Linked DNA regions of Homo sapiens: region 1 is linked to region 2. A link is an interaction called in ENCODE POLR2A ChIA-PET data of the cell type or tissue named here. Cell type or tissue: PC-3. All regions are shown on one strand. Each heading gives the region's core, and the rest is flanking DNA. Links, peaks and the distances in the headings are about the cores only. Region 1 has its middle 96 kb from the start of LINC01938. Region 2 overlaps LINC01938 (long intergenic non-protein coding RNA 1938).

Region 1 (5,395 bases), core at 74-5,073, 110 kb before region 2:
AAGTAAAGAACAGGAGAAGTAAAATGGAAGAAGAAGGAGAAGAAAAGGAAAGAGAACAGCAGAAACAACAAAACACACACACATCAACTGTTGATCATTTTGAAAATTTCAAGCGTTCAGGTTAGCTCACAGGTTTTCCAGGGGTCATTCGTTTTCCGGCCGTGTTTGATATCTTGTCCACCCCGTTGTCCCCATTCCTAATTTGGTGTAGGTTGCTTGGCTTACAGAAAATAGTGTCATTCAGAAATACTAGGATCACAACAGGCTGATTAATAACTGTGTTGAAAAGCTAAACTTTAGGTGATAGTCTATGTAAGTCTCCCTTATATAAAATGCCGGCTCTGCAGCCTGTAGTGTTGGGCGTTTATCTTAGATTTCAGCTGAGTCTCTTTAGGAGCCCTGGCAAAGCAGGACCACAGAGAAAATGCTATTAGAGTCATTTGCATTTTCTTAATGAAGAGGTGGAAACTTGCATCACAAGAACCCTGCAAATCAGCATCCACTATTTGGGTGAAGTAGGAAAAAGTAGCATAATAACATGGGAATAAAAATGCTTTTAAAATATTTTTAAATGCAGCTCTCATTTCTTCAAAAATTTAGAGAATTAGTCACTTGGCATCTCATTTAACGCTCAAAATTCAATTTAGCCTGAAGCATCCTAATAAATATAAAAGACCTTGGAAATATATAAAAACAACATTTTGTAAACATCATATGGCTTCACAAATTGGGGACAATTTACTCATATTAGTTTTTTTCTCGTATGTATTACAAAATATTCTTATTTCTGCCCTTTTACTTCTCTGTAGTCATACTTTGTTTTTTTTTTTTTTTTCTTACTACAGAAACATTTTGGCAGGGAGGGTAGGAACGCCTATCTAGATATCATGGGACACTATTGTTCATCAAGCATAATTTAAAAAATGCTAATTTAAGATGTTTTTCCCTTCCCTTCCCTGAATAAAACACCATCACTCAGACACTAGGTCAGGAAAACAGAATATAGAAAACAAGCAAGAGTCCAACAGCTGAAGACTAAAATGCAAGGGGAAACTGCTTTAAGAGAAGCCACAGAATTAATGCCTGTATACATTCTGAAACTTTTTGAAAACCAGCCACCTTCTCCACCTATAGACTGTGTTGTGGCTCTATCCTAAACCTTGCAGGTCTTCTCTGTGCCTATGATTGTCTTAATAGCTTACATCAACGTTGGCACGCTGTTGTACTCATAACACAGACCGTAATACATGCATGACTGTCCAGGTTCGAAGCTCTGCTTTGCCTCACCAGCTTTCTGACGTTGGTGGGTAACTTCACTTCCCTATGCTCCAATTTCTTCATCTGTAAATGGGCATACTTCTCAGGCCTACCTCATAAGACTGTTATGTTAGTTATAAGAGGTTGAGAAACATGCCTGGGGCAGACTAATGCCATATACATGTTTGATAATTGCATATATGAAATTAAAAAGTAGATTAAATCAGTAAATATGAATTAGGCACCTACACTGTTGCAAGCCACGTTACAATAAAGAACAAGATAAAATTGGCCAAATCAGTGGACTTGAACTTACATTCTAGAGAAAAGAAACAGGAGTAATCATGTAAACAAATAAACAAGACATTTTTATGTGGAGATAAATGCTATAAAGAAATGACTGTTATGTGATAGCAATAGAGGAGACTGCTTTGGCAAGGCCCTTTTGGGACTTGGGATTTGAGGTGAGACCTGAAAAACGGGATGCTGTTCAGGAATAAGAAACAGGAGCTCTAAGTACTCAGCAACTAGAACCACTGTCTTGCTATGGGACGGAGGAGACCTGGGTATGGAGGTGGAGAAGGAAGGAGATGATAGGATATAATGTCAGAAAAGCAGGCAAGAGACCTGTTGGTCAGGTCTTGGAGTTTGGCTTTTACTTTTAGTGCAATGAAAACCATTGCAGGATTTAAAACTGAGGACAAGGGTGATCTAGTTTAACTGCCAAAAAATTCCTTTGTTTCTGAATGTCTACTGAAACCATTCACTTAATGCCAACTTATTGACTTACTTTATGCATTGACTTGGTGGTTTGGATTCTAAATTTCACCTTGTTGTTGACTCAAAAAATGCAGAAGATACTAGCTGGGAAGTAAATGTATATCTGCCACTAAGAGATTTTACTCCAAAGTACTTGGTAGCTACGTTTGTCTAGTTTTACATATATGTAGTTATGTAAACCTTTTCTTTGACCGTATTTCACTAATCAAAATTTTGCATAATTCCTCTGTAGTTTCTTGCCACAAACCCTGGACAGGACCAGTTATATGTACAGGCTATAGGCAGCTACCTACATTTATATGATGTGTGAGGCACTACACAACATTTATGTGATAAAGACTTTCTTAATCACTAGTCCATTGTGGTACATAAAACTCTTACCAATAGATTTATGGTATTGGGTTGCAGAGGTTAAATGTCAGAGCAAACAGAGGGTGTACATCTTACTGAGGCGAAAGAAAACATTATCAGAGGATAGGGGCCTGGACCAATTAGATAGGGAACAGAGTACATTTGGCAGAAGTACTAAGCCTTGAAGGGCCCATCCAGTTGGATATCTGCTTACAGACATGCATCACTTAACAATGGGGATACATTCTGAGAAATGCACTGCTGAGTGATTTCATCACGTAAACATCATGTAGTGTACTCACAGAAACCTAGATGGTACAGCCTACTATACACCTTGGCTATGTGGTATAGGCTATCGGTCCTAGAATAAAAACCTTACAGCACACTATTGTACTGAATACTGTAAGCAGTTGTAACACAATGGCAAGTATTTGTGTATCTAAATACAACTAAGCTTAGAAAAAGTACAGTAGGCTGGGCACGGTGGCTTATGCCTGTAATCCAAGAACTTTGGGAGGCCAAGGCGGGTGGATCACTTGAGGTCAGGAGTTCAAGACTAGCCTGGCCAACATGGTGAAACCCTGTCTCTACTAAAAATACAAAAAAATTACCCAGGTGTGGTGGCAGGTGCCTGTAGTCCCAGCTACTCAGGAGGCTGAGGCAGGAGAATCGCTTGAACCCGGGAGGTGGAGGTTGCAGTGGGCCAAGATCATGCCACGACACTCCAGTCTGGGCAACAGAGTGAGACTCCAACTCAAAAAAAAAAAAAAAAAGAAAGAAAGAAAAAAGAAAAGAAAATGTACAGTAAAAATATGATATAAAAGATTAAAAAATGGTACCATCAATGGTGTTTTCAGGACTGGAAGCTGATCTGAGAAAGTTAATCAGTGAGTGAATGGGAGTGAATGTGAAAGCGTGAAAGCCTAGGACATTACTGTGCACTACTTTATAAACACTGTACACTTAAGCTACATACACTAAATTTATTTTAAAATCTCTCTTTAATAATAAGCTTTAGCTCTCTGTAACTTTTTTAGTTTATAAACACTTTAATTTTTTAAACTTTTAAACTCTTGTAACAACAACATAGCTTGAAACATGAATACATTGTAAAGGTGTACAAAAATAATTTTTTTCTTTATAGTGTTATTTTAAGCGATTCTATTTTTCAGTGTTTAACATTTTTAACTTTTTTGCTAAAAGCTAAGACAAAAAGACACACATTAGCTTAGGCCTACACAGGGTCAGGATCATCCATCTCACTGTCTTTCACCTCCACATCTCGTCCCACTGAAAGCTCTTTAGGGGCAATAACACGCATGGAGCTGTCATCTGTGATAGCAATGACTTCTTCTGGAATATCTCCTGAAGAACCTGCCTGAGGCTGTTTACAGTTAACTTTTTAAAGAGTAGAAAGAGTGTACTCTAAAATAACGTTAAAAAGTACAGTAAATACATAAGCCAGAAACATAGTTATTGATTATCAAGTATTATGCACTGTATATAATTATATGTGCTAGACTTAATACAACTAGCAGCACAGTTGGTTTGTTTACACTGGCATCACCACAAACATGTAAGTAATGAGTTGCATTATGAGTTATAATGGCTATGATGTCACTAAGTGACGGGAATTTTTCAGCTCCATTATAATCTTATGGGACCAACATTCTACATGCGGTTCCATAAGATTATAGACTCATGGGGTGCATGATTGTACACATCCTGCCTTCATCTATTCATGATTTCAACCAATATGTGGATGGTCAATCCTTCTTGCATTTAAAATTATCTTCAGAAGCCATTAATCTTACAAGTCTGTTTTCCCCATTCTGTTTTAATGGACTCTAATTTTTATCAGGGAGACTCTTTATTTCTAAATTTCTAAAACTGTTCAACTTAAAAAACTATCTGGAATAACGACAGAGATGCATACAGTTTTAAGAAAAGGAAGTCATGCTTCTCCAAACTGAGATTTATGAGAACAAACAATTCAAGCAACATTAGGATAGGGTATCTTCTCCCCAGGAGCTAATAATAAAATTACTTTTATACCAATGTCTTAATTTCATTAGACTGTTCATAGCTCTTTACACATTTTGTGCTTGCTTGCCTAGGAGTCCTTATAGTTTTGGATGTAGTTTGCTGATTGGTTGAGGTTAGTAATCACAGTAGTCAAATATGTAATATTTAAATCGATGCCACCTGTGTTCCTCCAATAAAACTAGGTAGCGGAAGAAAACACATTTAACATGAAAAATCCCCATTTTATGGATTCAGTAGCACGAAACTGACGGGTAACTTAACTTCCCTATGCTTTGATGTTTTCATCATAAGTAAAACCAAAATTTATACCAAAAGTGGGCAGATATCAGCATTTTTAAAGTGCAGTTACTGTGATCTTACTAGAATGTTTTCCTCCAAACTGTGTCTTCATATTTAATAATTAGCTTTATTTCTACTTGTTTGCAAATAAGTTTGTACTTAATTATTTAAAGGACTTGCCACTATTTTCCAAAATAACCATTTTGGAAAAGCCATGTTGGTTAAATATTAATGGTGTTCTTTGGTATATTCCAATTCTAACAATAAATTAGGGGACTTCTTTTTGGCATTCAGGCACTTTCTTACTCAGATAAGTTGATTAATTCCACTTGTGTCTTTTTTTTTTTTTTTATTTTTTTGAGACGGAGTCTCGCTCTGTCGCCCAGGCTGGAGTGCAGTGGCGGGATCTCGGCTCACTGCAAGCTCCGCCTCCCGGGTTCACGCCATTCTCCTGCCTCAGCCTCCCAAGTAGCTGGGACTACAGGCGCCCGCCACTACGCCCGGCTAATTTTTTTGTATTTTTAGTAGAGACGGGGTTTCACCGTTTTAGCCGGGATGGTCTCGATCTCCTGACCTCGTGATCCGCCCGCCTCGGCCTCCCAAAGTGCTGGGATTACAGGCGTGAGCCACCGCGCCCGGCCCCACTTGTGTCTTATAGCCTTATGAGGTATGTGATTTATTT
Region 2 (5,395 bases), core at 173-5,172:
TCTTGGCAATGTCTGATGACATTTTTGATTGTCACAACTGGAGAGATGCTACTGGCATTTAGTGAGTAGAGGCCAGGGATGCTGCTTAGCATCCTATAGTGTGCAGGACAGCCCTACAACAAAGATTTATCCAGCTCAAAATGCCAATAGTGCCAAAATTGAGAAACCCTGGTTTACACTCAGGAAATGAACCGACTGAAGAAAATCGTCTCCTCACACCTTTCTTTCTGTGTTGTCTCCAGTGTGAAAGAAATGTTATTAGACTACAGCATAGGATCTGAGAATCTCTCCAGAAATGCGTTCCCACACTGTTCCAACCCCATGGTTATTGACCAGGCATCTTGCAGCCTTACTCATGAAATGAATACACTGGAATATTAAAACAAATCCTCACTTACAAGAGTATATTTTACCTATTTCTTTTATTATTTTTCATAGGTATTGTTATCAAATACGAAAGGCTCCAAATGGCTTTTATTATGCCCCGTTAGTGGTGATACTGATGGCTGTCCCACCGATGGTGCTGCTACAAATGACAGTCAAACATCCACAAAAGCAATCTTTCCAATGTTACTCAAGTTTACTCAAGTTTACTTGTCTTTTGTAATAAAGTTGGCATATTAAAAAATTATAAACACAAATTGCTCAAATGAAAGCATCTTGAATAGACTTCTCAACAGAGGTTTTTTTTTTTTTTTCTTTGCATGCTTCAGTGATAGTGATTCTTTTTATCAGTCAAAGTAAAAGTAAATCAATATTTATGTCATCCAAGAAATCTGACTAATGCTAGGAATTACTGAATAGGCAATTACATTTCAAATGCAAAATTTAACAAAATAGTGGTATAATGCAGAAAGCAAATGAAGTAGCAATACAGTAAAACCAAGTGCATTTCAAAGAGCTCAGTGATTTGAAGCTTTTCCACAATCTGTTTTCAAAACCTTCTTTTGATATTCATAAATTCAAATTAAATAATAGAATTAATGAAAGAAATAAAAAAGTCTTAAAGATAGGATCTTTCAACATAATATTCTTGAGTAGTTTATGATTATAAACAGAGTGGCAGCTTTATCTACTTTAACAGTGAATTTCAAGGAACAAGATTGAAAAGTATGTTCACGAGGAAATATGTCAAGTTCATTAAATACTTAACATATCATAGTTTTTTTATACACAAGCATACATATTTCTCCCTTACTTCATATTCTAACATACATTTATTAACCTAAACATCTCCTCTATAGTGGAACTGCAAGAAGAATATGATGCAATAAAGTCATTTTTATTTGAATTTATTTACTTAGTGATTATAATAGTCAAATTAATACGATGAATTACTTCTGTAACATTTATCACAGGACTTAGAATCCATAAGTAACAGAAAAACTATGCTGAGTCATACTGCTCTCTATATAATTTCACTTATAAATTTGCATATTTCTAGATTTGTATGTAAATCAGTATTTGGTCTACACATTGATGCTTCTAAGATTCCAAGTCACTTTTACTGTCTAGAAGAAAACATATGATAAAGTATATTTTACTTACACATCCATTCCACCAATAATTTTTTTCAATGTTCTATTATTTGACAGGGGCTTTTCCTGGCATGTAAGTTACTGTATTAATCAGTCTTCATGCTGCTGATGAAGATATACCCGAGACTGGGCAATTTACAAAAGAGAGAGTTTTAATTGGACTTACAGTTCCATGTGGCTGGGGAAGCCTCACAATCATGGCAGAAGGCAAGGAGGAGCAAGTCACATCTTACATGAATGGCAGCAGGGAAAGAGAGAACTTGTGCAGGGAAACTCCTCTTTTTAAAACCATCAGATCTCATGAGACTTATTCACTACCGTGAAAACAGCACAGGAAAGACTTGCCCCCATGATTCAGTTACCTCCCACCGGGTCCCTCCTACAACACATAGGAATTCAAGATGAGATTTGAGTGGGGACACAACTAAACCATATCAGTTATCAACTTCATGGTTTGTCCATGATTCTCCTAGTTTTAGCACTGAAATTTCTATGTTTCAGGAAACCTCTCAATCCTGGGCAAACTGAGGCACTTGATTAAGAGACATTTGATTCTTGCTTTATAAGGTTGTTCATGAGTTTCACTTCCAAAAAGCAAAATGGGTTTCCAGACAGAAAAGTACATGGATTTTGGAGTAAGGCTCAACAGGGTTTGATATGGTTTGGCTGTGTCCCCACTCAAATTTCATATTGAATTCTAACTCCCACAATTCCCATGTGTCATGGGAAGAACCCAGTGGGAGGTAACTGAATCATGAGGCCAGGTCTTTTCCATGCTGTTCTCATGATACCGAATAAGTCTCACGAGATCTGACGGAATTATAAGGGGGAGTTTCCCCACCCAATCTCTCTCTCTCTTTGCCTGCCGCCATCCACGTAAGATGTGAGTTGCTCTTCTGCCATGATTGTGAGGCTTCCCCAGCCATGTGGAACTGTAAGTTGTTAAAATTATTTCTTTTGTAAATTGCCCAGTCTCAGGTTTGTCTTTATCAGCAGCATGAAAACGGACTAATGCAGGGTTCAAATCTCTGAGCTCTTGCATTTCTTAGTTCTGTGACCTTAGACAATTAAATATCTCTCAGCTCTATGTTTTATATGCCCAATGAGATAATCAAGCTCATCTTTCAAGGTTGTTATAAGGATTGTTACATATGTAAGTAAAAAGCTAGTGTTGAACATATATGTTACTCAACGTATAAAAGTATTGCTATCAAAACTCAAAATATCAAAACAGCATAAAGCCTTTCAAAGATCTGATGTGGCAAAATGATGCAAATATTGAATATATCAGGACTTCTGAAAGGAGGAACTGATAAAGAAAATTATATAACATTTCATCTAGTCATGATGTCAGTGGTTTTATAATTCACTGGGCAGAACAGTAGAGAAAAAAAAGTCATATATATGTAAGTTTACAAAACAAAAGCAATTCTAAATACATTGATCCAAATAATCCTGAAGCTGAGTTCTGTGAAACCTCTGGACACAATTTTCTTTAAACCTTTGATTCTAAGTATCAAGAATGTGATACAGGAATTACAGCCAACTCAAAGTCATGGATTCTAAGCTTGTAGTCTCAGGTTATTTATTCTGTTCAATATCCTCTGTATTTATTTATGTTTCCTCTGGCCTTCAAACCTTCAGTTTCCTGTAAGGAAATTGTCACAACTAGGTTTTTGTATTCTACGCAGAGAGTTCATGTCCCACTGATTCTAGGTTTATTTTCTTTCTAAATCTCCCAACCTTTCTCCTCCTCGATACATCTAAAATCACCATGAATTTGCAGGAAAATACAGAGGCACAATAAATGGCAGAATTGGTAATGGAGCAGTTGAGCATTCATTACAAAGTCAGATGAGTTCTTTGTCATTTAAGGAGACAGGAGAAAGACTGACATTAAAATACAGTTCATTAAAAGTGAGTTTTAGCCTGGCCATTTACAGTGCCAAAACATCTGGAGAGTATTTTAATTTACGGAGGAGTGCTTTCAAAACCCTTTGAACTCCTAACTAAACACAAGGGAATTGGTAAATAAAAGGCTTTGGCTTTTGTACTGCAGTGACGTATCTATTCATTTTTCAGAACTCTGCCATCTAACAGCCTAAGTATCCTTCAACACTAACTCAGTTGTGCTCTTTTGAAGTGTTATTTTCTCCTTGTCCTTCCATTTTTACTCTAACATTTTGCTGGAATAGAAGCTAATGATTAAGCAAGTTAGAGTAAATTTTCCCCCACAGATTGTTCATCCTTATCTAAATAAAAAGGGTGGGAAACAGAGCTCAGTAGGGCACATCATGCACAGGTAAAAGTGAATCCAGCGCCAACCATAGCAGCAACAGCACTGTCCCTTCTTGTCCTTGCAAAGCTCAAGTATCTATAGAGCCACCACCAGCATTCACATTGCCCTTTCCCACATTTGAGTGGGAGCTGTTTATTTGCATAATGATTTAAAACATCTTTGGTCTTTATATTTTTTATTCATCCTAATATATTTTTGGAGAGTGAAGTGGCAGCTCTTTACAAAGGGAAGTGACTCTTACAATATGCTTTGGGGAGTGTGTGAGTCAATGGTCAGATAAATGCTGGTTCATAAGAAAAAAAAATCACTTAGGATCAAAGCTTAAGGACCAAAGGCTGTTTTAATACCTGATGACTAGTAATAAATAAACTCTTGATTTGTGTAATCTCTTTCTCGTTGCCAGGAAAAAACAAGACACCACAACCAGATCTTGCTAAGACATGTAGTCTCTAATTTCAAATTTTATTTAAATCATGAGGACTTTCCTGCTTTACCCATCCAGAAAAAAAAATCCTTTCTCTGTTTCCTCTCACTGTGTTACTCAAACATCTATTGACTAATTTCTATCTGCCTTGGATTCAAGCATATGCCTCCCTTCCCAACTCCAGATAGTTTACATATTTTTAAATGGCAGAGACTTTGACTATGCCTTCACTATATTTTCCAAATGCCAAGCCCAGCGCCTTATCCAGAACAGGTGTTCAACGAATGCATAAGATTAAGCATTCATTAAGATATAGATGCGATTAGTATATAGATGATTATCAGAGTTAGTCGAGTCTCATTCTTGTTTCATATTTTATGTAGAGTGCAATTTACATTATGATAGAAGAATAGTTTTAGTTGTGTATGCGTATGTCCCCCAACTTTTTTGTTTACAAAATACTGGAATTCATCATAATCCACTATCACTGATTCACTGTTCATCCATTCATTCATTTAACAAATACCTATTGCTACGCACTCATTTATATTCCAATCACTAGATGCCTTACTGTACCATGTCTTATAAAGGCAACAATGAGCAGACCCCAAATTTCAATACAGATCTGTCTGAAGCCTGGCATCTTTGTATTGTATCCTTTTTATTTCCCATGCCCCCTCTCTTATTCCTGAATTCCAAAACTAATACAAAAGAGCATATAATTTCATCCCCCAAATTCTTCAGAATGCAACAAAAATAACATAAAGGACATTTCTTTACATGCCACAAATGTATTAGGACACTGAACACAATTAACAGTAATTACTTAATCCCGTTTAATAAACAGTCCATATTTAACCTTCTCCAACTTTCTAGTTTGTTTTAATCAGGATACAAATAAGTACCACAGTTTTTATTTGGTTGCTACAGCTCTTAGATATCCTTTAATCTAAAACAACCTTTCTTCCTACCCCCTTTTTTCCACGTCATTCACTTGTTTGAAGAGCCAGGCCAGTTGTGCTGTAGAATGTCCTGCATCCCAGATTTGGCTCATTGCTTGCTCGTGATGTGGATAAACTTGTTCCTCCATTTATTTACTTTTGAACTCTCTCCAATCAGGCTTGTACACCGAAA

Evidence for each region. Peaks named below come from ENCODE experiments on the same cell type or tissue, not always from the same donor. Only the 100,000 strongest peaks of a DNase experiment are listed, where the experiment ranks them.
Region 1: POLR2A ChIA-PET joins it to region 2 with 7 read pairs; 2 of 35 experiments call an interaction of 5 or more read pairs at or near these places.

What each region holds. Positions count from the first base shown.
Region 1 is chr5:165,336,461-165,341,855 of GRCh38, reverse strand. No RefSeq gene overlaps it. Among named protein-coding and RNA genes, the nearest start is that of LINC01938, 96 kb to the right of the region's middle. In PC-3, for the core only: no CTCF peak of the experiment used is centred there; no DNase peak of the experiment used is centred there.
Region 2 is chr5:165,230,836-165,236,230 of GRCh38, reverse strand. All of the region lies in intron 4 of LINC01938 (long intergenic non-protein coding RNA 1938), which reads left to right. Among named protein-coding and RNA genes, the nearest start is that of LINC01938, 10 kb to the left of the region's middle. In PC-3, for the core only: no CTCF peak of the experiment used is centred there; no DNase peak of the experiment used is centred there; H3K27ac peaks cover 512 bases.